2 separate regions of the Homo sapiens genome follow, and region 2 is linked to region 1. A link is an interaction called in ENCODE POLR2A ChIA-PET data of the cell type or tissue named here. Cell type or tissue: GM12878. All regions are shown on one strand. Region 1 overlaps ALPL (alkaline phosphatase, biomineralization associated). Region 2 overlaps ECE1 (endothelin converting enzyme 1).

Region 1 (2,500 bases):
AAAAAATACATGTGAGCTGCTTAGAACACAGCCTGGTTCATGATATATTTTAAACAAACCTGGCCGGGTGCAGTGGCTCACGCCTGTAATCCCAGCACTTTGGGAGGCCAAGGCGGGCGGATCATGAAGTCAGGAGATGGAGACCATCCTGGCTAACATGGTGAAACCCTGTCTCTACTAAAAAATACAACAAAAATTAGCTGGGCGTGGTGGTGTGTGCCTGTAGTCCCAGCTACTGGGGAGGTTGAGGCAGGAGAATGGCGTGAACCCAGGAGGTGGAGCTTGTAGTGAGCCGAGATTGCGCCACTGCACTCCAGCCTGGGCGACAGAGCGAGACTCCATCTCAAAAAAAAAAAAAAAAATGGACATATGTATTGGTTACTCCTCTGAGTACCTCTCACGGAGTCGACACATGAAACTGAGGCACAGAGGTCATGCAAGTGACCTTTCACTTAGGGACTCTCAGTCTCTAAGAAATGTTAACTCGCTGCGAGTATTCATTCATTCAACAAATATGTATTAAGTGCCTACTATGCACCAGGAAGCATGGTACATGCAGATTCAGCAAATTTACAGCTATGACTATTATTATTATTAAAGAAATTAAGGCTGTTTGGGATTGGGGGTACATCTGTGAACAAAATGGACAAAGACATTGGCCAGAGGTATGACACTGGGCACCTCATACCTGAGTGAGACTAAAGGCCTGAACTGCCAACAGGAAAACTGGACCCAGAGACACTGGCTTGTCCTGCTGCCAATCACTAACCATTTATGAGCTGGTGGCATTCGTGCAAGGACACCAGTGAAGGTCTGGGGAGGGTGGCCAGGCTTCGCATTGAGTGGCTCAAGAGTCACACCCAGTGGGGCATCCCTCCCAGGCTTCCCCATGGTAACAAAGCCAGGCCAGCTGTGGAAACCCTTGCCGAGTGGGGCAGCCTTTCATGAACTCAAAAGTCATTAAATGGGCTGTTGTAATCCCAGCACTTTGGGAGGCCAAGGCAAGTGGATCACCTGAGGTCAGGAGTTTGAGACCAGCCTGGCCAACATGATGAAACCCTGTCTCTCCTAAAAATACAAAAATTAGCCAGGCGTGCTGTCAGGCACCTGTAATCCCAGCTACTCAGGAGGCCAAGGCAGGAGAATCGCTTGAACCCGGGAGGCGCAGGTTGCAGTGAGCCGAGATCGCGCCGTTGTACTACAGCCTGGGCGACAGAGCAGACTCCGTCTCAAAAAAAAAAAAGTCATTAAACGCTTGCTGAAAGCAGGCATCTTATTAGGCATGGGAATTCACGAGTGACTCAGATGGGGCTCCTACCCTCCAGGAACTGAAACTCAGAGCCAGATGCTATGTGGATGATCAGATTACAAAGGGTTCAAGATATCCAAAGCAAGCTCTAGAAAAACAGCCATGATGCCAACTGGCAACACAAACAGGGAGAGGTTGCTGCAGGGGAGGGGATGGCAGGTACAAAGGCAACGATGAGAGAGACTGGAGACACAGCTGGGGAAAGACCTTCAGCCTGGGATCCTGACCTGAGTTTGAGGCCTGGTTTTACCATCAATTTTACCTCAGGCAAGTTGCTTGCCTCCCCAAGCCTCAGTCTCCCACTTTGCAAAATGATGTGAATACTTTATTGGGTTGCTTTGATGGTTCGGTGAGTTCATGAATAAGAAATGGCTTTCGGCCGGGCACCGTGGCTCCCAGCACTTTGGAAGGCTAAGGTGGGCGGATCACAAGGTCAGGAGATCGAGAACATCCTGGCTAACACGGTGAAACCCCGTGTCTACTATAAGTACAAAAAATTAGCCGGGCGTGGTGGCACACCCCTGTAGTCCCAGCTACTCCAGAGGCTGAGGCAGGAGAATCACTTGAACCTGGGAGGCTGCAGTGAGCCAAGATCAAGCCACTGCACTCCATCCTGGGCGACAGGGCGAGACTCCGTCTCAAAAAAAAAAAAAAAAAAAGAGAAAAAAGAAATGGCTTTAAAAACTGAAAAATATGCCAGGCCTGGTGGCTCACCGCCTGTTAATCCCAACATTTTGGGAAGCTGAGGTGGGAGGATTGCCTGAGCCCAGGAGTTCAAGACCAGCCTCATCAACATAAGCAAGACCTCATCTCACAAAATAAAAAATAAAAAAAATTAGCTGGGCATGGTGGCACAAGCCTGCAGTTCCAGCTACTCGGGAGGCTGAGGCAGGAGATCACTTGAGCCCAGGAAGTCAAGGCCGCAGTCAACTATGATCGTGCCTGAACTCCAGCCTGGGTGACAGGGCAAGACCTTGTCTCAAAAAACAAACAAACAACAACAACAAAAAAAACCTGAAAAATAGAATAAGTGCCTGGAAACTGAGGTTGGCAGTGTTAAAGTGACTTGTCCAAGGTCAATGGCTGATTAAAACAGGATAGGGTGTATCTGGGTGGGATGCGGGGGGCAGCACAACCCCTGCCTCTGCTGAGCCACCACTCCTGCGTTCCCAGCACTGACCTCAGGTTCCC
Region 2 (2,500 bases), 240 kb after region 1:
TGGAGCCCCAGCTCTGTCTCTCCTGCGCTGTGAGACCTGAAAGCAACTCACTTCCACAGCTTTCTTTGTAAAATGGGGTTAATATTATTAGCCCACCTCTCAGAGCTGTTGCAAAGGCTCAGTGGGACAGTATGAGGGAAAGCATTTTGGATAATGCTTAGAAAATGGATTTGGTTATTAGGTTATTACAAGGATTATTACAGAAACTCACTATGAGTGACATGATATAATAATATACATCTAAATATGCTAGCTTTTGCTCTGAAGCCTCTTGCTCTGCCAAAGCCAGCTGCCTGATCTTCCCACACCTGAACATACACCATTTTCAGCGGCAGGAAGGGATATAGCTGAAGTTACACCTGCAGCCTGAACTGAGGAGCAGATGGCCATGTCTACCAAAACCTTTGAAATTCATTCAATTACTTCTAAAAATCTTTTTTTGTTGTTGTTAAGAAAAAAAGAAAGGTGAGATATTAAATTCTTAGTTATAGTTTTCTCATTTTTTTCCCACCTTGCACAGGGCTCTCTTCTCTTCTCTTTTTTTTTTTTTTTTTTGAGACAGAGTCTTGCTTGTTGTCCAGGCTGTAGTGCAGTGGCACAATCTCAGCTCACTGCAACCTCCACCTCCTGGGTTCAAGCAATTCTCCCACCTCAGCCTCCCCAGTAGCTGGGATTACAGGCGTGCGCCACCATGCGTGACTAATTTTTGTATTTTTAGTAGAGATGGAGTTTTACCATGTTGGCCAGCCTGGCCTCAAACTCCCGACCTCAGGTGATCCACCTGCCTCGGCCTTCCAAAGTGCTGGGATTGCAGGCATGAGCCACTGTGCCCAGCCTTTTTTTTTTTTTTTTTTTTGAGGCAGGGTCTTGCTCTGTTGCCCAGGCTGGAGTGCAGTGGCGTGATCATGGCTCACTGCAGCCTTGAATTCCTGGGCTCAAGCGATCCTCTCACATTGGCCTCCCAGAGTGCTGGGATTACAGATATGAGCCGTCATGCCTGGCCAAAGCTGTCTTTCCAGGGTGATTTCAGGGACAAGCCCGCTCAATACTTTAAAAAGACATGTCTGTTTACCTGGAGTTGTTATCAACTCTGTTTGCCTATTATATAGCCTTGAGGTTTGAGAGTCTGAGAAGTCACACCTGGGACCTCAATCAGCCTCCTCATTTTAGAGATGGGAGACTGAGGCCCAGAGACTGCCCAGCAACACACAGTGGGATATTTGACTTCTCAGGGTTACCATCTTTCTCCCATGCTGTGGGGAGCTGGGTGTTCCTTCTGGGAAGCGATGAAAGTTGGAAAGTACTTGTAAATATTAGCCTTTGATTCTTGCTAAGATGTGAGGAGTGCCCTCCCCTACAACGGATCATATTTTAAGCTGTTACCAGTCATTTAAAGTCAGGCATCTGGGTGGGGTAGCAGACAAGGCTCAGGCAGAGACAAGAGGACACAAGGACTTGAGAATTTTGCTCTGGACTGACCCCATTGCCTCAGCCAGAAGGCCACCTCATGGAAACTTTACTGGAAGAAACTTCCCCAAACTGACTTTGGGGAACTTTCGGAGGCAGGGTTCCTCGCAGGCTGGGCTGTCACAGTCGACTTGCTCTCAAAGGCTTACTCCAGGGAGCCTGGTGCCCCTGCCAGCGCTCCCAGGTGGCTGGGTTTCTGGGCTGCAGAGGGGTGGGATCCCTGCCAGACCCTTGCCCAGACCACTCCCATTGCTGCTTCGTGCAGCCCAGGTTGCTGGGTTCTGCCTTCCCTTCCGACCTGACTCTGAAAACCTGGCTTCACCTGGCTCCCCACCCTTTCTGCTCCCGGCTTGTCTCGTGGGCCCCAGGCAGCAGGCCCCATCCTCACCTGCAGAACTTGTTCTTGCTGTAAGCCTAGGTGAGCCAAGCACTCACTTCTGTAACCAAATATGTGTCCCGGATTAGGGCTTTGTTCCCTTGGCTGTGGAAACCCTGGGAACTCCTGGCTGGATAGCGCTGCTCTTTTTCCCTTACTCTAGCTCTCTCGCTCTTTCTGTTTCTCTGGCTCTCTCATTTCTTTGTCTCATTCTCCACCTCTCTCTTTTGAGGGCACCCCCTCCTTCTCATTCTCTTTCTGCCTCCCACGACAATAAGTAGGAAATTAAGCCCACCAGCGAGCTGAGCATCTGCAGTGATTCTGCATCTTCCAGGCATCAGCGCTGCCTCTTAGCGGATGGCCATTTCACAGTCCCCTCTCCTGAGATGGACTGGGCTGCCTGCCACCAATCCTCCTACCCTCCAAGCTGCTTAGGCCAGTCTCCCATGCTTGACGGGACCTCATTTCCAAAAGAAACGTAAGAAACCAGTCACATCTCCCCATGCTGTGACCTCATCTCACGGATCCCCTCCACAGTCCCATGAAGGAGGCTGGGCAGGTGCGACAGGGATGCAAAGAAGAGACTCAGCCGAGGCCAGCGGCCATTGGAAGCAGATCGGTGCCCTGACTCACGGCCCAGCCCTTTCCATTGCACCC

Evidence for each region. ChIA-PET counts read pairs that join two places held together with the same protein. Peaks named below come from ENCODE experiments on the same cell type or tissue, not always from the same donor. Only the 100,000 strongest peaks of a DNase experiment are listed, where the experiment ranks them.
Region 2: POLR2A ChIA-PET joins it to region 1 with 7 read pairs; 3 of 35 experiments call an interaction of 5 or more read pairs at or near these places.

Annotation. Positions count from the first base shown.
Region 1 is chr1:21,519,935-21,522,434 of GRCh38, reverse strand. The region is part of intron 1 of ALPL (alkaline phosphatase, biomineralization associated); the gene reads right to left. Among named protein-coding and RNA genes, the nearest start is that of ALPL, 12 kb to the right of the region's middle. In GM12878, no CTCF peak of the experiment used is centred here; a DNase peak (open chromatin) is centred at 1,316.
Region 2 is chr1:21,284,046-21,286,545 of GRCh38, reverse strand. All of the region lies in intron 2 of ECE1 (endothelin converting enzyme 1), which reads left to right. Among named protein-coding and RNA genes, the nearest start is that of ECE1, 5.2 kb to the left of the region's middle. RefSeq lists an enhancer at 2,047-2,500. In GM12878, no CTCF peak of the experiment used is centred here; no DNase peak of the experiment used is centred here.